Regions from separate parts of the Homo sapiens genome. Here region 1 is linked to region 2. A link is a loop called in an ENCODE intact Hi-C map of the cell type or tissue named here. Cell type or tissue: mammary epithelial cell. All regions are shown on one strand. Each heading gives the region's core, and the rest is flanking DNA. Links, peaks and the distances in the headings are about the cores only. Region 1 overlaps CACNA2D3 (calcium voltage-gated channel auxiliary subunit alpha2delta 3). Region 2 overlaps ERC2 (ELKS/RAB6-interacting/CAST family member 2).

What was found. Hi-C counts contacts between places; a loop is a spot of excess contacts. Peaks named below come from ENCODE experiments on the same cell type or tissue, not always from the same donor. Only the 100,000 strongest peaks of a DNase experiment are listed, where the experiment ranks them.
Region 1: a loop joins it to region 2, with 6 times the contacts of the local background. A loop is called at or near these places in 2 of 110 quality-filtered maps.

The regions. Positions count from the first base shown.
Region 1 is chr3:54,945,601-54,956,734 of GRCh38, reverse strand. All of the region lies in intron 27 of CACNA2D3 (calcium voltage-gated channel auxiliary subunit alpha2delta 3), which reads right to left. It also overlaps a transcript of LRTM1 not described here. Among named protein-coding and RNA genes, the nearest start is that of LRTM1, 23 kb to the right of the region's middle. RefSeq lists enhancers at 1-899, 1,893-2,885, 2,886-3,878. In mammary epithelial cell, for the core only: a CTCF peak has its summit at 5,173; no DNase peak of the experiment used is centred there.
Region 2 is chr3:55,618,281-55,629,414 of GRCh38, reverse strand. The region is part of intron 17 of ERC2 (ELKS/RAB6-interacting/CAST family member 2); the gene reads left to right. Among named protein-coding and RNA genes, the nearest start is that of ERC2-AS1, 16 kb to the right of the region's middle. In mammary epithelial cell, for the core only: a CTCF peak has its summit at 5,037; DNase peaks (open chromatin) are centred at 4,904, 5,414 and 7,104; H3K27ac peaks cover 772 bases.

The DNA.
Region 1 (11,134 bases), core at 1,616-9,615, 670 kb after region 2:
GGTAATGATGACTGATTTGCTTAGGTGATTAGGCCATTACCTTAAGATTACTCTGAGAACAAATTACCTAATCTGGAGGTAGAGTTAAAGAGCTCTCCACTAAAGAGGCAGGGTCTGTAGGATGAGCAGGAATTTATGACAGCCTAAGACCAGTTGAAGAGGGAGTGGGGGAGAAAGTATTTTTGGCTGTGCACAAAATCCTAGGTTGGTAACGAGTTTGAAAAGACTGAGAACGTTAAGACCATGTGGCCCATGCAAGTTAGGAAGCTGCATTTCCTGGCCTTTAAAAGACAAAGACAGGAAGGTTAAAACAAAAACTGGTAATTATTCTGGGGATAGCCTGACACAGCAAAATTGTCCCCTTGGTGGTGGGTCAACAAGACCATCACTTTCTTTTCCCGGAATCTCCAATTCATTGTACATGGAAAGGATGACTACACCAGGAACAGCCAAGGGAAGACCATGCGCTTACGGGTCTGCTCATGCAGCAAGGCAGCCTGGCAAGGCAAGCCACTGGGCTTGGTTCCCTCTGGCCAGGGAGATACCCACTTCAAAGTCAAACACCTGGGTGGCAGATATGATCAGCTGCAGCAGACCTGGCCCAAGGCAGATCCTCCCAGAAGAGCTGCACATGAGGTGATTATGAGGAGGGAGGGGAGGGAGAAGGAGACAGGGAAACATTAAGGAGGGGCGGACGGCACTCTGGAGTAATCACGCACTTTTTTCCCTCTCATTTCCTGGAATCTCAGGACCTTAGAATATGTGGGAGTCAGCCCTGGAGTGGAGAATACCAATTTTTTCTCTTCATCAGGCAGATGGCGAGGCTGGAAAAGCCATCTTCTGTTGTTAAGCCACTGCTCCTTGACTCTCACCAGGTTTCGTGAGCAGGCTTAGCTGGTCAGGTCTCCTGAGGGTGGGCTGTGAGGTGGGGCTGGCACTTTCCCATCTGATTTGGCAGGTCAACTCCAACTCCTTCTCAGCAGGGCCAATACCCAAAAAAGCCCCCTCGGTAGACAGAGGCCTCAGGGGAGAGCCAGGCTGTCTGATCTCAGTGTCCCTCAATTTACACATTTCTCCATTCCACCAACATTCTGTTGGGACTCAAAGAATGATATCCCAAAGACTGGAGCTTTGACATGCTGATAGACCTTAGAAGCTGCCTCAGAATCAACGTTCCTCTAGCTTAGTATTGTTTCTCCTCTTATCCTAAGTGCAGGGAGGGACTCTCTTTGGAATATCCTCATCTGACCAAGAGAGCTTTTTTTTCTTTTTTCTTTTTTCCAAAAGAAATGCAATTGTCTTAAACCCCTGCCCTAGAAATCTCATCAAATAACCAGGAAAGATCAATGACCAGAGAAGAGAGTGGGAGTCATCACCAGCCCAGACAGACTTTTCATCTGTTCTTCTGAGAGTAGCTTCAAGAGATTACCTGCGGGACATTATCTGCATAATAAGACAACCTTTGTCCCTGTGCAGCTCTGCCCCTCACCTTCCCTAATGTCTGCCCGTCTCCTCCAGGGTGGGTCCCCATCTCCCCTGTCCCCTGTGAAAAATGTATATACAGTATGTAAGCTTCTGTACCCCACTGGGTTATTGGATAATCATTCTCCTACGATTCCCCATGTTACGTACGTTCGAATAATTTTGTATGTCTTCTCTCCTACTAATCGGTCTTTTGTCAGTTGATTTTCAGCAAACCTTCAGAGGGTGAAGGGGAAGTTTTCTCTACACCTCTCATATTCCCTAAGCATAGCTGGTGCCCAGTAAGCATTCAATAAAAGCTAGATGAGTAAATGAATGAGCAAATGCACTGTGGTCCAGACACAAGGAGGTTAATCGGCGCCTCTCATGCTGTCTCTGAGAAATAACTCTGAAACCCAGTTGTTCTTCTTTCTGAAGATTCCTGGCACCCCCTGGCTCTTCTCTGTTCCCTCAGCTAAAGCATTCCATGCTTAAGGCCTCAGGGAAGGGAGGACACACAGGAATCCAGAGAACAAAGAAGCAGATTCTGGATTTTTGACTCTCAAAAGCTGAGGCCTGGGGAATCTCAGGGCAGGAAGAAAAACAGGGGAACTGCCTGGGCCAGTTTGTCCTCTCTGCACCCTGTCTTCTCCACACCCTACCTCCAGCCTCCTGAACGAGCTGCTCAGGAAAGATGATTTGGACTGGAAAGGGAAGAGAATCAAAGGGAAGCCGAAGGGCTGGTAGACCCCGACAGAAAGATATGCACCCTGATGTCTGGGCAGGCATCTGCCTTCCTACCTTGGGTCTAACTCTGGAAACTACCAGAGCAGTGAGGAGTATTCTGCTCCACACAGTCCTTTCTCTCCTATTGCTGGGAAGAATGTGAAAGCATCCCTGCTCTAAGCCCTGCTACTGCCAGAAAGGAGACAGCCTCCCAGAGGCCACAGACAGACAACTCAGTGGGGAAGTGTTCGTGCTCCCGCAGGCTCTTCAGAGTGAGGCCCAGGGAGCTGCCGACTGACTCGAAGGTGACCTTCCCTTGGAATGAGGAGGCCATAGCACTGACCTGTGCCTGGACTGATGACAGAAGACCAGATGCGACTGGGTGACTCAGGAAATGCCTGCATGATGACATGATTAAATAACCCCCTCTCTCTTTGGCCTCAGGTAAACCCTGGGAATAGGCAGAGAGACACTGAATTCATGGAAAGTTCTTGCCTACTAGGATAATGAAGACTTCTGATGGAAATTAGGTTGAATTCAAATAAAACTGCATGGATGGCACTCCTGAAATCTGTGGACTGAAATCTGTGGCCTCTGCTTATTCATGACACAAGAACATAAACAATGGAGCACTTAGCAAAACGGGGTGACCTCAAGAGGCTACTCAGACTCCAAGTCCCAGGCCTTTCCTCAGGTCTGCTTGGGGCTGATCCTGGAAGAGAACCTAGGGTTGTGCGCACTGACTTGCAGTGCACCCCCCTCACCCACTCCCAGTGATTCCCACAGCCTGTCAAGCTAGCAGAGGCAGGAGCCCGAGGTTGCCCCAAGCGTTCACAGGCAAGGGGGAAACAACCAGCACAATGGCTTAATCCTCACCTCCTTCCCAGCTCCTGGGGAACTGGACCTTTTAGCATGGACAGAAGTCTTTAAAATAGAAAGGATCGTGGATGTCCAAGTATTGCAAGAAGTGGCTTTGAGAGAATAAGGTCTCCTGAGGCCTTGTTGTAATGACTGGTACTTTTCCTCTACGCACAGCATGGGCCATCTGACCACCAAGCGCGAAGGCTTCAGCTGCGTCCCATGATCTTGGCCCAGTGCTATCTGTACTGAGGGTGGGGAATTTCATGAGTCTCACCTCTATAGGTAAGAAGCCGTAGTGTTACCGGGCCCCACCACTTTAGCAGTTTCTTAGTTACTATCTGTGTCTGCTTCCTTCCCAGATTTGAAAATTTCAGACAAACTTAGGGCTGAGTCCTGCCTGTTTCATGTACATGCAGCATGCCTTCAGAGTCAGTTTTCTCATTTGCACAATGGGAACAGGAGTCATGCACACCTTATACGTTTGTGCCTTAAATGAGCTAATGTATGTCATGAGCCTAGCACAGTGCCAGGCACATAGTAAATATTCAGTAAATGTCACCCACACATACACATAACAACAGGTATGTACATTAAATACATGCATTATTTAATCCATATCCTGGTTTCCTCCCCTGCAGTTGAGTCTCTGTACAGTTTTTCCAAGACTGGAGAATGACTCCTGCTCAACAATCCATCCACTAAGCAGACTCCATGTCACCTTCAGGAACATTAGGCTTCAAATCCCTATGAAAAGTTTCCTCCTTTGTTGCTGGAAGACAAGTAAGCCAGACCTAGTGTCATCTCAACCACCCAGAACATTCCCAACTCTGCTGAATTTGTAAAACATCCAAAGAGCACGTGGAATCCTCATAGATAGATATTGTCATTGTCCCTCTGTTCTACAGCTGAGGGCATTGAGGTTTTGGAGTGGCTGGGCTGGAAAACAGATGAGAGAGCTTTCCCATCTGGAAGCTGGAGGGAACTATGCGGGCACCAGAATTTGAACCCATGAACACCAGATCTTTCTGACTTCAGAATAGAAGCAGAAAATAAATAACTATAATGAATGAGCCAAAGGGACTCACCTAAAATTACTTCAAAAAATATGCATTTAATGACCCTGTCCCTATAGAAAAGATTGACATTCCGTCTGCTTAATATGAGATTGGTAAGTCCACATTTTCTTGCAAGTTTTTGCCTCATGTTTTATTTTTTCTTTCCCACATCTGTGAACTGATCTGTCTCTGAGAGCCCAAAAAGAGCTCCTAAGATGCTCATGACATCTTCCAGAGCCTCCAGACCCTTCATGTTTGCGGCCTCCCTCTGAAGAAATAAGACAACTGGGGAGCCTCCTGGGAAACTAGGCAGGGCCCCAGAGAGATCAGAGCCCTGGGGGGCTTAGTTTCTAGGAAACCTGTGCCCACAGGGGTGCTGCAGAGTGCAAGGCCAACATCCTTTGTCTCTAAGAAGGCGGTTACAGAGGGAAGAAATAGTATAGAACCAACAGGGGTGCAGGAGGCAGTTTATAAACACAGCTGGCCAGCCAGGCCCAGTGGCTAACATGTGTAATCCCAGCACTTTGGGAGGCTGAGGCGGGCAGATCTTGAGGCCACGAGTTTGTGAGCAGCTGGCCAACATGGTGAAATGCCATCTCTACTAAAAAGACAAAAATTAGCCAGGTATGGTGGCAGGCACCTGTAGTCCCGGCTACTTGGGAGGCTGAGGCAGGAGAATCATTTGAACCTGGGGTAGGGAGGTTGCAGTGAGCCGAGATCGCGTCACTGCACTCCAGCCTGGGTAATGGAGTGAGACCGTCTCCAAAAATTAAAATAAAATAACAAGCATGGCTGGTCCTAAGAAGACAGAAAATAGAATTACTGAGGGCCCACTCTGGGCCAGGAACCCACCCTGTGTTATCTTACTTAACTCTTCAGCCATCCTGCAAGGGAGAAGATGTTTTCTCCATTAAAGAAAAGGTACACGGCGGTTCAGTGACTTAACCAGGGCTGTGCAGTTGCCAGGACTTCTTGGAACTGGGACTGGAGCCCTGCACGCCTGACTCAGAGCCAGCCGCCCTGTGGCTCCCAGGCTCTCCTGTGGTTCTCAGTGGGGCTGCGTCACCCCCTAGGGGTCTGTTCTGGAAGTCTGTAGAGATGCTTCAAAGTTCACAGTAACTGAAATCCTACAACTCACAGGACAGCAGCCCCCCACCCCACTGCCCCCGGGCCGCACACCAAAGAACAGTTCCATGTCCCTAATGGTGTCGATGGCTTGGAACTCTGTTTTATGTCCAAATACAAAGTATGTCTTGCACATGGAATTTTCTAGAAACATTACTATAGTGCTGTGAAAGAGAGAGATGGGTCTTCTTTATCTTGTCTGCGGCTTGGCTATTACAGAGGTATCTGGCAGGATTTGTGGGTGAGATGTCTACATAGTGGCCACTGCATTGACAGATTTTGCACCAAAGTGCAGCACAAGCATCTAGCTACTTTATTCTGTATTATCTTGTAGTTATGCCCCAAAATATTACAATATCTATTTTCCTATTATAAACAACTCTCAACTAGTTCTTGATATTATAGTTGGAGCGTTCTGTAGATTTTTTTGGCAGCATATAGGAAAACAAGTTACATTTTCTATGAATTTCATTTGGAGATAGTAAAGGGAATATTACAAATGATTATTTAAAAGGAGCCTTGGGTGTGAGAAGACTCAGGACTGTCCTGGCTTCAGTTTCCCCTCTGCCACTGAGCCCAGAGAGTATCCTCTTTATTTTCCCTCTCACCCCATCTTGTCTGTGGCTCTCCTCTCCTGCTCTTGCCTTGAAAGCACAGACTTGGCTCAGGCAAACCTCACATGTCACCATGCTTCCTCTGTGCGTCCCTTCCCGTTTATTTTGGCCCCGATCAAGGTGCAAGATATTGGTATCTGAGGCTCAGCTCAACTGATGGATTTCCCATCTCACAGCCGAGCAGTAAAAGAACGGGTTCCTTTCGTGAGTAGAGAACCTGGGTCCTAGATAAGGAAAACTGTTGAGGCTGCCCTGCCACAGCCTGGAGCTGTGCAGGTCCACTCTCCTGTTGGCATATTTTCTTTGATCAAGCAGCATTCTTTGAATTGCTGGTAGGCTGGGAAACAGGAGGAAGCATTGCAAACTGCTTCTTCTTGCACAAAGCATCTTAATTATAATTATTGTCAGCATTATATCGCTGCCTTGCAAGATGAAGAGGGAAGGAAGGAACACTGCAATTTCACAGCATACACAGGTTCCCTAAAATGAGGAGGGGGTTGCAAAGAGTAAAAGAGCAAGGAACAGAGCCCTCAGCAGATTAAAAGGGGCCTTTGTAGTGGCTGCATCTGTACATTAAAATAAATCTCTCCCAGCACTAAAATAACATCTACGTTCATTTGGGCCAGTGCCACATTCAGCATTTAAGAAATTTGACAAAACATTGCTTGAGCATGTTGAAGTTTGCCAGCTCAGAACAAAACAAGAAAGCTACCTCGGCTGTATGGAAATAGTTCTCCCAGTTCCCTACTTTTCACTTATGACTCCCATTTTCCAGCTGCACTTGAAAGAAAAAGACTTCGCCCTTTTTTCAGGTGCCAACCACTTAGCATGGCCCTGAAATGCACAGCAAATTGCCACTGGAGGTGGTAGACTTCAAGACGAATCTTTTTCTTTTCCCCTAAAGGAAACTACTAGAGACTCTGCATGCCTGATGAAGCCTTTAATAGCTAGAGAAACATTATTTGGGGTGGCCCTCAGGTAGACTAGACATGAATAATGCCTCATAAAAATAATTACTTCTACCCAGAGCACAGCATGCCAGATGAGCTTGGCAGGGGCCCAGTTTTCAGAAAGAATCACAGGCAAAAAAAGTCTTCCATCCAGGAGCCTAAGGATGCATCTATCTGTGGCAGAGACCACAGTCACTTCTGTGGAGTGTGCCCCTGCAAAACCAGTTCTGAATTTTTCTGAGGCCCTGACCAACGATGTTGGGCGGTTTTTCAGGTTACTGTTTGCAACACAATTAGGCCTGAAATAAGTGACCAATGCGCTTGAGAATGTTGATAATGTGCCCTGATTCCAGTGCTGCCCCTTGGGTATGGCATCAATGGGTAGATTTACACAAGTTCTGAGCTGGAATGGTGGAGTGGGCCATTGAACCCAACCTGCTTATTTCATAAACCAATAATGAACGATCCAAAGAGGCTAGCAACTTGCCTGATGTGATTCATAGATGGCTCAAACTAATTTGAACTCCAGCTGAGCTGGAATAATAGACAGCTGTTACTTTTGCCAGCTGAGCAGGCATGTCCCCTTTTTTCAGCAGCAGAGACCCTCCCTCCTTATCCACACCTAGACCATTTCCTTTGGGGAGCTGTCATGACTCCAATTTCCAGTCCATGTGGCATGTGTAGGCTTCACCCTCCACCTGCTAGGCATAGGGATGCATCCTATGCTCCTGTGCCAAAGTGATAGGCACTGACCAAAACTATATCAAGGAGAACAAGCCCCAGGACATTGAACTGAAACTTTTAGGAAAGAGGGGGTTTCTTTCCACTGAGTTTGCCAATCTGCTCAGATGAATACTGGGGGCACTGGATGAGGAAGGCCTGCTTGAGAACAGGGCTGACACAAAGAAAAGTAAAACAAGAGACTGAGAAACTTGGTGATTTCAGCTGAGCCCCAGATCCAACTGTACCTGAAGCTGGTTATAACTATGGACTTTTTAGTTACATGAAACAATGTATTTCCAACCATCCCCAAATAATCAAATAATCAACTTCCTTTAATTTACTGATTTTGCTTAAACCAATCTGAGTTTGGTGGTTGTTGCCTGCACTAAACAGCTCCTGACAGATGCAACTGTAGTCTAGTTTGGTAGGAGATGAGCAAATTATCTTCATGTATAGAGATCTGTCACATAAGCACCTCCATGCAGACAGTCAAATACAATAGCTGACAACAGCATGGGCATGAAAGGCAAATCTGTGGCATGAATGGTGCCCTTCCCTATTTCATGTCAAGTGTCTCTCATGAAACCTAGTATTCCTTCCAAGGAGTCTCATCATCCTTCCAGCATAGTGTGCCTGGCAACCATGACCATCATCCAGTTGTACCGAGTTAGCTGATCATGCAGAGGTGCTCATGGTGAAACCACTGCAGGAAGATGCTACCTTTGCCCATACTAGTTGAATGTACATAGGCCATTGAACTGCTCTTAGTAACCAAGTTCTGGACAATGAAGAAGGCAAACACATATATGCCCATGAAGGGCCTAGTTGCTAACCTCTTGGGAGCATTTTAATTTTTTTCTAATGACAATTATCAAGAATCTTCCAGTTTTTACTGAGGTCAGGTGTGAGGTGATACAGTGAGAGAATTACTCATCTGGATGGGCTCTCAAGAGGTCACCTGGAATGGACCTTGGGCTCACATCACACATACTTTTCTAGTCAAAAAGTTTCCTATCTCACTCTCTAGTCAAGACAACCAGGGGAAAGTGAGCTGGGGGTGAGAGGAGAAGTAGAAATAGAATGTCATTGTAATTTGAGGTCATAGGAAGGTCGAGAGCACTTGATGGGTGATATTCACCTGGACATCACCATCTCCTCCGTAGAAGGTCTGCCCTGTATTGAAGGAGAAAGGCCAAGACTGCATTTCCTGGAATCTCCCCCATCTGTGGTTCCAGATTAGCATTTGCCAATAAGGAGCTGGTGCTAGATTTAGAAGGCAGCAAAGAGACAGAGGCCATGTTGCTCTGGAGGCAGCTGCAGGCAAATTTGTTGGCAGATGTGAGGTTTGAAGCAGCTCCCTAGTGAGTGCTAGAGAACCATTTACATGGATGCTTCCTGACCCACATCCCCAAACATTGCAATGATTATAAAAGCTTCTAGTTGCCTTAGGGCTAGCATCCAAGCCCTTCATATTTGGAATACATAGGGTAACTTCTGTTCCCAAGACCGAGTCCTGACTGATAAGAGTCAGGACCTCTTATTTTCATGGGGTATAGCCAGAGCAAAAATTTCCTTTGCCTGCTACTAAGTCTCCACTATCTCCATACTATAATCAGGCCTATTCCCAGGGCATCAGGCCACTGTGGGGACATCTAGCACTCAAAATTTTGTGGATATATGCTGCTAACCCACAGACTCAACAGTATAGGTTCTCCTGCAGGTACACAGGAGAATGCTTCAGTGCCTCCTGAGAAGTCCTATCCTGCACTGGCAGATGCCAGCTGAGATCACCTGGAATCCTGGTATTCTTTTTCTTTCTCCCTGCTCAGCAAGTCCTAACCAGAGCCTGTTATACACCTTGTTTTCTGTCTCTTAGGTTTGCATTAGCACTGCTTGGAAGATTATTCCACCCTTTTCTTCTGTTTCTTGGTCTACTGGAAAAGTTAAGAGGCAGCATAGAGTAAAGGTGGGCTCAGAATTAGAATCCAGTGATCCCACTTACCAGCTGTGGAAGGGATTTAGGCAAGTTACTTAACCCGCCTCTGCTCAGTCTTTAAGATTATGATGATGAAAACTGGATCAAGCACAGTGTCTGGAACACAGTAAGAGCTCAGTAATTGTTAGTTTTGGTATTATAGTATTTTCCTAGAATGGAAGATCACTTTCATTATGGGGTTCCAGAAAAGATTATTGATGACCCAATTACTTGTCTAAGGCTCTCCAGGTAATTCTAATCATCTTAAATGCACTATGGTCACAGGCAGATTAATTTTTCACAATGCTTAACTATTTTTATTGACACAGTGTTACAATTACAGATAAAGATCATTCACACTACAGCTCCATGCCTTAAGAGTACTCTCAGTCAGGGACTAAATGGTCCCATCATTTTTTTTTTTTTTAATAAACCACATCTACTTCCAAAGTTGTATGTCTTACCTTTCATTTCTTCCATGATTTCGGGTGTTTAAGAAAGGATTGGATTCTTTGCATCCAGTGGAGAAGTGAGCAAAGCAACATGCTTTTCTGAGGTTGGCCAAAATGCTAGCTCCCCCCAGGTTTGCACCCAGCTTCCATGAAAGGACGGCTCTCCTGTCATTATTTGGCATTTTGCAACAAGGCCTTGGTGAAAGTAACCTGCTCTTCTTCGTTAAGTCAAACTTTCCACTGGAAGGGCTGTTTCTAAGAGGCTTTCTCTTCTTTCCTGCTGCTAACGGCCCTCACATCCCCCCTCCTTTCATTTTCTTCCCCTCTCTATATTCTCTTCATCCAACAAATACTGACTGAGGATCTCTGTGCTGGGGACACAGTGAAGGATGTGACAGCTCAGGTGTTCCCTGGGCTAAAATCTCTGAAGGCATACAGATATTATGCAACCAATAACCATTGTGGTGGTCTGAAGACATGTACAGGATGGGTACAGGAGTATAAGAGGGGGCACTCAACCAAGTCCTGGGGACTGGGGGAGAAATGGTTTTTAACCTGCAGCCTGAAGCTAGGGGTGGAGGTAAGCATTAACAGGCAAAGTGAGAGGCAGGGAAAGAACATGAGAAGCTAAGACACTGAGGTGGAATTCCATAGAACTGAGAGTCTTTCAGGACAGGCACATCAATGCATACTGCTTTTTATTTCCTTAGCAGCTTCCACTTCTATTTATGGCATCTTAGAACCAAGGAAATGTGATAATGAGGCAGGGTACTCGTTTTCCTGCTGTTTGGAAAGAGCTAGGCGAATAAGCGTGGCAAAGAACTCTTGTGAAGAGCAGGAGCCGGGATAGAGGTCAGGCCTCCTCCTTTATTCCAACGAGGATGGCCCCCGCCATCCACCACCCTACCTACGCCTGGCATTACCTCAGCTTTGCTGCATTGCCCACTGACTACCTGGCAGAAATAACTTCTCTGCATGCTGCAAACCCTGCCTGGTCCCTGCCTGATTCCCAACATACAATGGCCCAGGACACCTATAATCTTGAAAAAAGCAAGGCTGCCTATAGACACCTAATGGGGTAGTGATAGGGAACCACTGTCAAACCTGCATTTGGTGGGGCTGGGGACTGACTGCACTGGATAAGCTTGAGATTCCATTGGGTGGGCTGAGAGGCACTGACACTAAAGTTTGA
Region 2 (11,134 bases), core at 1,637-9,636:
TCACTGTAAGTTTCAATGTGTTTTATTTCTAGTGTTTGAGAGTCCTTTTGGGATAAGCCTTTTGGCTTCCTCCCAACCCCAGGCATCAAAGCAGAAGCAGCTTAAGCCTTCTAGAGTTCATCGTGTACTGGCTTCCGATCATCTCTGGGAGCCATGGCATCTCTGCCACCCCACTCCCTAGGCATCCCTATGATAGTGAGCTTCATGGTATTTATTGCTCAGTGGCTCCAAGTGAGCCGCGAGGCCCAGGAGACTGCAAGTGTAATGAATCCTTGCTTTATGGAGGGTGGGTCTCATCTTCAAGTCTGAAGACAGACTCCCTCCAGGCAAAGGGAGATTTCTTCTTGTCCCTTTACAGTAGTTCATCTGCATCTGTTTCCTTCCATCTCTGCTTCTTAGTCCCAAATGGTGAAATCCCTGGATAGCAAAGCTCCTGGTTCTCAACTTCATTCATATAAGAAAGGTTCTTGGTGTCCAGATTTCGGCATGGCTAGCAGGACACTCTCTACAAAGTATCATATGTCAGAGGCTTCAGTCCCAAGGAGGAATTCAGGTACTTGAGAATTCAAATCTACAACTTGTTCTTCAGGCATTTTGATTTCCCTTTCAGTGTCACATTGGATTCAACCAGCTCATTTTGGGGAGGAGAGAAAATATTCTTAATAGCCAGGTTCCTGGCTTGGCCTTCATCTAGAAGCCTTCCGCTTTTCATCTTCTTTTTTCAATGACATTTTCCCAGGCCTTTCCTACTGAGCCTTTAGGACTGGAATCCAAGGAAGAAGGGATTTGGGCCTCGATGGAACCCTGTGCCAGTCTATTTCTTGGCTACTGATTGATCTTCATAAAAACAGTCAGAGTAAACAGAAAGAAGTAGAAGGAAGGAAAAATGTTTAAGGCAAAGGCATAAGTAAATAGAAAATAGCAACAACAAAAATAATATGAGATGGTTTTCAAAATAAAAGCTGAATCTTTGAAAAGACCCTATGTATATCATAGACCTGCATGACACAATATGGTAACATGACAATTTACATTCAAATTAGTTAAAATGCAACAAAATGTTTAACTCAGTTTCTCAGTCACACTAGTCATATTTCAAGGAGCTCAACAGCCACACTGAGCTAGTGGCTAGTGCTACAGTATTGGACAATGCAGGTCTGTTCATATCATACACTGTAGATAATAGATTTCCATTGTTGCAGAAAATTCTGTTGACATCTCCTCTGTAGTCTAATCATTGTCCAGGTTAAACAAGAAAAAGGAAGGAGAAAAGATACAAAATGCTTCCTTGGGAAGAAAAATGGGGGTATAACTATAGATACAAAGAGACTTTTTACAATAAAAGATATTATGAGTAACTTTGTGCCAATATATTTAAAAATTAGATACAATTTTCTGAAAAAAATTCTAAACTTACTCAAAATTAAATAGAAAGCCAACCTAAATATATCAGTAACCACTAAAAGGACTAAATCAGTAGCTAAAATATGACCCCCGCCCCCTTTCTTCAAAAAAAAAAAAAAAAAAAAAAGCACCAAGTCCCAGTCCAGATGATTTTACATCCAAGTTCTATTAAAATTCCAAGGAACATCTAATATTTTAAATTAAAAATGGAAGGTCACAGAAAGTCCCTTGATTGATGATTTCAGTCCTGCTTCTGTCTCTTTCATGACCTGTGGCCCATGGAAAGACACTTTCTTTTGTGATGTCTCTATCAAGAAAGAGTTAAACTAAAAGGTTCTCAAGGGCCTGAGCAGCTCTATGGTCCTGTGTTTCTGTGGCTTTAAGACACTCATCTTCTCATTAATCTTGCCTAGCTTCTAAATATTAAGGTGACGATATTGGCTCACCCATATGGCCAATCTGATCTGCTCTGCTAAAAATGATTGTTAAACAGACCCAGAGAAAAAAGAAATTTCTTTTTTTCTTTTTTCTTTTTTTTCTTTTTTGAGATGGAGTCTCGCTCTGTCGCCCAGGCTAGGGTACAATGGCGTGATCTCAGCTCACTGCAACCTCTGCCTCCTGGGTTCAAGCGATTCTCCTGCCTCAGCCTCCCGAGTAGCTGGGATTACAGTCACCCACCATCATGCCTGACTAATTTTGTATTTTTGTAGAGATGGGGTTTCACCATGTTGGCCAGGCTGGTCTTGAACTCCTGACCTCAGGTGATCTGCCCGCCTTGGCCTCCTAAATTGCTGGGATTACAGGCGTGAGCCACCACACCCGGCCAAAAGAAGAAATTTCTGAAGAAAGAGTGGACCCAACAGTTTTGTGGAGCTGAAGCCAAGTTTCAGTTTGTTCCTGTCTCATTCAGAGATGATTTATCCACTGAAAATAATTTACTCAGAGCCCTGAATGACAACACTGTTCAGTGGGATAGAGGTTGTGCTTTTTTGATTTTACATTAATAGCAATAGCAGATATTTCTGGGATGATTCCCACAGGCCAGGCATAATCCTAAAGACTTTATATGCACTAATCCATTTGACCTGTACAATGTCCTGTGAAGTGAGTAGATATTGGTTCCATTTTAAAGGCTAGAAACTGAGACTCAGAAATGTTACTTGTCCAGGGTCACCTGGCTCTGAACGTGTTGAAGGAACTCCAGGTCTGAGAGGACCTATGACCTGTGCTGTTATACACAGATGACAAGTTGTGAGTACTGTGGAGCTTCTATGGTGGGTAAAGTCATTTCCTTTTGGATTTTATATCTCTGGTGAGCAGTAGCAATTCTTCTGTACCATGTGTCTGGTTAGAGGTTACTTTTCCAATGCCACCTTATCCAAAGGATTGGTGAGAAGCCATGAATTTCCTTCTGTAATAAAAGCAATCACTGGCTTGGGCTTTATTCAGTAAATAAGCAGACCTGGCTAGTAAAACTCATTTATGCTGTAATGCTAATGAGTTGCATGTGTAAAGAATGGAAAAAATGATAATTGCTCAGGGATTCCAGAGCCTAGGCTGACTGGAGAGCATATTCTCAGCAAATATGCTTTAGCGGACTTAGGGAAGTTACTCCATCATTTCTCTCCTTCTGGTTTCTTAAAGGATCCGGGGTCCTTACATCAGTAACCACCAGGGCTAATCATTGGTGCTGATCAGTACCAAGTCATTTGCCTGACCTCCTTTGATTGTGTGGCTTTTTTCAAAACTTGTTTTCCAAATACCTCAAGCTTAACTGGGAGGTAAAGGCTGGCATGCTCAGGGCCATCAAGGACAGTTCTGCAAAGGTCAAAAAGGCATGCTAAAGAAACATTTCCCTGTGTTACCACTTCCTTAGCTGCTCATTCCAGACTTACTAGGTAAAATGCAACTCACTTCTGTAATTTGTATTGTGCAAGATGGACTCTGGGAAGCGAAAGTAGCTGAGAAACATTTTTCAGGAACCAAAACAGACGTACATTCAGTTTAGATTCTTTGGAACACACCTACCTGAGATAATAGGGTACTTCTTTAAATGTTTTCTGAACCCACCACAAACCTCCTGTAGAAATACAGACATGCCTTTCAGTCCCCTTGAGTTAACTCAAGGGCTTAAAGGGATAATGCGCCCTGTATTTCACTTCGGTTTAAGTCTTTGTGTTGCTGACAGGGCTTAAAATGGGCAGGTAATCACTGGTACAATGTGTCATCTTTTTTCCTCCCTCTTCTTTTTTTTCTTTTTGAGACGGAGTCTCGCTCTGTCGCCCAGGCTGGAGTGCAGTGGCGCGATCTCGGCTCACTGCAAACTCCGCCTCCCAGGTTCACGCCATTCTCCTGCCTCAGCCTCCCGAGTAGCTGGGACTACAGGCGCCCGCCACCACGCCCGGCTAATTTTTTGTATTTTTAGTAGAGACGGGGTTTCACCATGTTAGCCAAGAAGGTCTCGATCTCCTGACCTCATGATCCATCAGCCTCGGCCTCCCAAAGTGCTGGGATTACAGGCGTGAGCTACCACGCCCAGCCTCCTCCTCCCTCTTCTTATGAAATAAAGTGAAAAGCACTTACTTTTTTTTTTTTAACTTAGCTATTTCTTTCTCTTTTCTTTTTTTTTTTTTTTTCTTTTTTTGAGTCGGAGTCTCACTGTGCCACCCATACTTGAGTGCAGTGGTCCGATCTGGGCTCACAGCAACCTCTGCCTCTCAGATTCAAGCGATTCTCTTGCCTCAGCCTTCCAAGTAGCTGGGATTACAGGCATGCATCACCACCCCTGGCTAATTTTTGTATTTTTAGTAGAGATGGGGTTTCACCATGTTGCCAGGCTGATCTCGAACTCCTGACCTCAAGTGATCCGCCTACCTCGGCCTCCCTAAGTGTTGGGATTACAGGCGTGAGCCACCGTGCCTGGCCTAAGCTATTTCTTTTAAATAAAACAAGGTTATCACCATTTTCCTTTTTGGAAAGACTTGGTTTCCATGGAGAGATGGAAATGGATGGGGTATGTAATAAAAGGGACATAATAAACAAGCCTCCATTTACACTGACATCTTAATTTATCAGGCATTAAGTGGCTGATATTAAATGTTAATGAGGTCTCTGGAAGAGGGAACTAGGGACCAGCCAGGACTGTGTCTCATTCAGTGGCTTCAGGACCAGGTAGAAACCTCAGTTTTCTCATTTTTTTTCTTCCTTTTTCTTTATCATACCGACACCACAGACATGGTTACCATTTATTGACCACTTTGGGATGAGCAGACCTTGTGCTAAGTGCTTTCCATCCAGGTGAAGTCAGCACACTTATTCCCATTTTGCAGAGGAAAAAGCTGGGTTTCCACTGAGTCAGTGCCCCGAGCCAAGGCTGCTGAGTGGCAGAGCTGAGCCTCAGACCCATGCCGTCAGACTCCAGACCCTGAGCATTAACACCTCATGTCTAGTCACTGGCCAAGGCCAGCCTGTTCTTCCCACAGGGCACCTCTCCCATCCACCACTTCCTCTCTGTCCTCTCAGCACCAGTCTGGGGTGGTTTCCCTGACTCAGAACTTTCCCATCCCATCCACCCTGCATGCCCCAGCCATGTTCACCTTCCTGAAACACCACGTTCTCTGTGTCCCTCCCGTGGCGACACATTGTCAGTTCCTCTTTATTTCCAACCATATTAGGTTCAACTACCTCAGACTCGTCCTCACATTCCTCCCGCATGGGCCCCCCTGCGCAGTTTTATGAATTTTCCACCATTCCCAGATAATGAGGTATCATTTTTCCTCTTCTAAAAATAGTGTTCATTCCTTTTTTCACATCTCTGTGCTTATTGCTTGCCATTATCTAAAATGCCCAATATCTGCCTACATCCTACCTGTTGGATTCAGCCCAGATATGCTCCTTTAGGAAACCTCCTCTGAAATTCTGAATATGCCATAAACCCCTCTCTCTTGAGCTGTTGGAGTCCTAACCCAATTTTCTTTGGAATTCCCTTCTCTTGATCACCGTTGGCAGATTCTCCTTTGGCAATCATACATGAAGCAAGACTGGAAATTCCCTATAGACTGTTAGAAATGCAAAATGCTTGTTACCCAGTGCTGCAAAGAAATAGCACTTGAACATAAATTTAATTCTCTCAGCAAGTCAATTTTTACTTTCTGCAGAAAGGGTGCCCCTTGCAGATGGAACAATGGCGAGAGCACACCTGGACAGGGGAGGGGAAGTAGTTCTTATTCCTGATGCAGGACCCTACTGCTGTGTCGTTCCTCTATTGGCTAGGGTTGGACTGCTCAGTCTAAGCTAATTCTGATTGGCTATTTTAAACAGAGCAGGGGTATGAACCAGAGTGGCAGGGTGAATAGTTTGGTGGGAAGGACAGTTAGGAATAGATAACTAAAGGGGACTTAGGTCAGAGCAGGTGACCAGGCATGACTGAGGTCAAAGCAGGTGACCAGGGGAACAGATGTGAACTACTGATTAAAACTGGTGGAAAAATGTTGTTTACTGAAACTAGAAGCAAGAGGGCGAAGAGAACCAGGAAGTTAAACTTTAAAATGGAAAATCAAAGAATAAGAGAGCTGAACATACTGACATACTGATTCTTTGAAGAGAAACTTGGGGTTCACTATACTTAACATGACAAAGTAGGGGTCTTTACTTCTGTAGTTCTCTCTGTGCTTAACAGAGGAATAGAAAATCATAATTACAGCTAACATTTATTGAGCACTTCATATGTGCCAGGCACTGTCTTCATGTATTAATTCTTTCAGTCTTTACAGTAATCCTCTGTGGTAATGAGGAAACTGAGGGAATGAAAGCTCAGGTGACTTGCCCAAGTGGTGAAACTGAAATGCAAACCAGGCAGTGGGGCTTGTGCCTCCCACTGCACTGTGCCACTTTATACCATCCTCAGGTCAGAAACAAGTCACATGTGGGCATGGAGAACAAATCAGAGAACATGAATTCTTTATCTGGAATTTTGCTCAGCTGATAAAGCTCATTGGTTCCCAGCCTTCCTCTAGAAGTGGATTCACAGTTCTTCCCTTGTTGCTCCACAGCTGGGGAATTTTGTGTTGAATCAGAATGTTCTGGTTTAGAAACATTTTCTGGGTTTGAATCAGCATGGTCCAAGTCTCGGTCGGAACCAACTTGACGTTTGCATGGCAGATGGAACTGGAGCCCTCACTCCTCCTCTAATATGAGGAGGAGGAACTCAAGCACTCACTCTTCCAGTAATATGACCCTCTTCTGTTTGGTATTAGATGCTTTAATCCTTTCTGGACCAAGGCAGAGTATAAACAAACAAAGTCAAATATTTAAAATTTTTAACAGCAGCAAAAACTTCCATAAGATTCTTGAAAATGAACTCCAATTTGATCATTTTGAGGACTGCCTAGGTTAGCACTGCTACTCTGATTCCTGTGTCTCTGTAGCACATTTAAGCTGCTAATTTGAAGAAATTGCTGGTAGCTTGCATTTGCCCATACTGCAGAATTTCAAATGCTATGATATATTTTCCACACTTTTATCTTCCTTTGGCCAAGTAGATGTTGTACTTTTTATTTTTTTTCCTTTGGTCAAATTCAATCAAATTGTCATCATTAGAAACACAAGGAAAAAATCACATTGATAAAAGACCATTACATTTTAAGATCCATGATGTGTCACTGTCTACTTGAGAATCCACTGGCTGCTGAGGTGGTGCCTTCTCCACCACATTTCTGACTCATTCCCAGAATAGGACTTTGTATGGAGTCAGCACTTCATATTTGTTATATCAGGTGGAATTTTGGGTGCTTTACCTGGCTTCTACAAATAGTGTTGTTTTGGTCATCGAAAGCAAAGCGTTCTTTACCAAGGGAAGTGTGGCCGGATTTTCAAACAGTTATGTCTGTCAAGTTAGTCTGGGGAATTTGACAGTGCCAGCTATGGATGGCGGTACGAAGCAAACAGATTCGGATGGAAAAATTCTTACCCAACTATGTCCAGTTAGGTTTATGAAAAGAGCACCATTATACCAGGCCTCCTTTGAACAAGAAAGGAAATAGCTTATGTCATGTGAATACAAAGTCCCACAGGAGTGTGCCCTGACTTTCCTTTCCAGCCTCAATTTTCACTGCTGCTTGGCAGGGATGTGATGCTCTGGAACACTCACCTGCCTGGCATTTTCCACGTATCCCATGTCCTCCTCCAATCCACGCCTTTGTTCTTTCTCTCCCTCCTGGAACTACTTTTCTCCCCCAATTGGCCTAGCTGTCTCCTGGCATTTTCTAAGGCCCAGACTAGGAATTCTTTTTCCCAAGGAATCTCCCCTGACCACCTCCCTTCCAAAAGTGAAATGCCACTTTTCAGTGCTTCCAGAATTTGCTGTGCATGACTGTCCTGTTACCTGTTAACACTTTGCATTATAATTATCAAGGTGTCTGTGTCTCCAGCCAGCCTGAGTGTTTCTTGATCCCTGTATCCCTAGCCTAGTACAGTGCCTGAAATCAGTGCTTGGGGGCCTTGTTAAAAGAAGAAACGGCAGGAGGGGAACAGTAGTAGATAAGCGATATTTCACAAAGGAAAAGGAGAAGCTATAACCTGTCTGTATGAACTCCCCAAATATGTCCCGTTCTTTCTTTGTTGTCACCCACCCTCTTTTGCTTTTCATGAGGGAGTGTTTGCCCTAAGTGAAAAGGAAAACCCACTTGTCTTTAGGGACATGTTATGCATGTGGAAGTCTGGCATTCCCAGCTGGGCGTTTAACCAGCCCACCACTTGGGTGTTTTATAGTAGTGTCTCAAGAGGTGTTATCTCCCTCTTTTAGGTCTTTGGAGAAAAAAAAGGTGATCAAAGAAACCAACTCTGGCTGGAGGGGGGGCAGTTAGAGTCAAATCGGGGTTTTAGTGGATAAGAAAGGGGACAGAATGGAAATGGGGTATGGATGATGCTAATATGAAGAATGTGCTTCAAGGCCTCCTGGCTATTTTTGCATGCAACCATCTTTCATATCCCTATAAGATAAAATCACTGTGAAGGGTCATAAACCACTGTCAGAGTATTTGACAAGCCCCATAGGTAGTTGTTCCGAGCTAGTAAAAGCATCTTAATTGGCCTAAATGACAACAGTTATGTTATAAATATCTAGAATTTATGACCTGAGAAGGCGTAATCACATCTTCCATCAGTTAAGTTTGCATAGGAGCAGCTTGAGGATTTAAGATAGGGCTGCAAGTTGGGGAAAATCTGATTAGCCTTAACTTTATGACAAACACAGAGCTAAGTGAATCGGAGTGCTTTCAAGTTCCTGATCCCTGGGAGTTAAAGGCAGTGGTGTTTCAGAGTCGGTAAAAGCCACCCAGTTCCCTCTGTGCAGCTGTCATTTTATTGGCCTTGTAAAGTCTCCCGTACACTGTGACAAATCCAAGACCATATACCTGCGAAGAAGAGATGTTTTAGATTATGGGGCACAGAGGAAGCAGACGGTGGGGTTAGAGGGTGAAAACCTATGTGTTTATGCCGATCCTTCTCCGGAATGTGCAGAGTCATTGTGAAAAGCAAGTCCGTGCTGCTTTAGGGCTCGCTCCAGGGTCTGATGAGACACCTCATTTTCTGTGGTAATTGAGGAAGCGAAATTCAAAGCAGGGTTTAAAAGTTGAGTTTATACATCTAAAAACCCCACACATCTTTCAAGTTAGCTGGAAATTACACTTGGATTTTTAAAATATGATTCATTTCCTGAATTTTTATTATGGGGATGGCATTATTATCAAGAGTACTACTACATCTAAAGCAAAAATCATAACAAAGCCAATCTGTTGAAAGGATGGGTGTTTTAAGAGACACATTGTAGAGATAAATTTGATGTCATTGATCAACCAGGTCATTGCCTGGGGACTCGCTGGTCAATGGAGTGGAGTCATCTTTGAGGTAAAAGGCAAACAGCCAACTTAATCCCAATTTGCAGAGCTTCAAAGGTGAACAGTCATTTTGCCAGGCAATGAAGAGCTCAGGTTATCTATTTAATGCCAAAGTCTGTGAAGTCAGTGAAATTTCTTTAATGAATTTGAGAGCAATCCTTCAAAGAACCCTTGATTGAAACCCCTAGAGAGGCCAGTTGTCTTTGAACTCAAGAGATGAAGTTTATCCTAGATTAACCTGATCTTTCAGTTTGCTCTGTCTTGTAATGTAGAGACAGAGTTCTGAATTTTGAGAGAAGCGTTATGGTGCTTTGGCAGGCATATCCAAATCCGATGTGTTTATTATAGCAATGTAGGAACACTTTTAGCTTTGTTGGTAAGGAGGTCTACCAACCAAAGGATCCACTTTACATATGAAATTTTTGTACATGTCTACCATGTTCCAACAGTTTCTGAAGATCAGATGGGTCCCAAGGTATATACTCAGTTTGTTACTTCTCAGTGGGTATGAAACAAAACTTCAGTTTTGGTTTTATTATTATCGTACGTTTCACTGCACTTTCATACCCTTAAACCTTGCATCTCTCAAATCTGGAACTCTGTGCCTTACGATGTGGAAGAAATAGGAAATCTGGAACTGATTATGAAATTATGAAGCAGGGAGATGCAGAAATGTGCGAGGATCAGTGTACAAATGCATAAACCCTGATGCACACAAAGCCTGGTGTGAAGGACACATCACTTTGGATTGGAACCCTGCTTTTACATTTGAGCGTAACGCAACCTAGCATTTGCCTTGTGTAGTGCTTGGGAGCTTTTGGTGTTAACAGAATTCTTTTCTAAAGAAATTCCTTCGGATTTCTTCAGAATTTGTCCAGTTTCCAGGTTCCAATAGGAAAAACATGGACAAGGTTTTAATAGAAAAATAGTGCTCCAGATTTTTCAGTTGGCAAGTGCCGTACTTAAGAACTGTTCCTGTTTTATTAAGTGGTACAGGTTAGCTTAATAGGGGAGTCCTCGACATTTGTACCATGATTCCAGGAAAGAGAGACACCTGGGTCCCCTGGAGAAGACACCTGTTGGGATTTTGAGCCCACTTGTGGTTTTACCATTCCATTCGCATCTCACTGGAGACTACGCTTGAACAACAGTTATATGTGCTGATAAGGCAAGACCAAATCCATCAGCGTTCTCTACTCCTGCCTCCTCGAGAAAGGATAGCTGGGTCTTCCCATGATGTTGTTTCAGCTTTTCCTGTTGATCAGGACAGTAATGATGGTGGTGGGAATGTTTTGTTTTTATTCAATTTTATTGTTCTGCTTTAGTGTTTTAACATTTCTAAAGGCAATGCATTTTTCTCATTAAACATTTCAAATAATTCAAAAATCTTTGCCAAAGAAAATAAAAGTCCCCTCTAATCCACCATCCAGAAATACTAACATTTTGGTGAACTATGTATCTTTCTAATTTTACTATATATAGACTCTTAAAAAGAATGGGATTATATTATAAATGTTTTTATAATCTGCTTTTTGAACTTAACATTGTATGTTGGACACTTTCCACATTAATAAATATACACCTATGGAATCATTTTTATAGTAACGGAGTATGGAATTTTGCATTCTTTAGCCAGTTATTAATGGTGAACTTTAGATGTTTTAAAATGTTCCCTAGTAGAATTCCCTAAAGCCTTTTGGGCTTAACCTTTATTCACTTAGCCAATAATTTCTTTGGAATAAATTCCTAAAAGGGAAGTTGCACATTAATATTGATAAAGATTGTGAAATGGCCTCCCAGAGGTGATGCCCATTCACCCTGCTTTAATGCCTTGA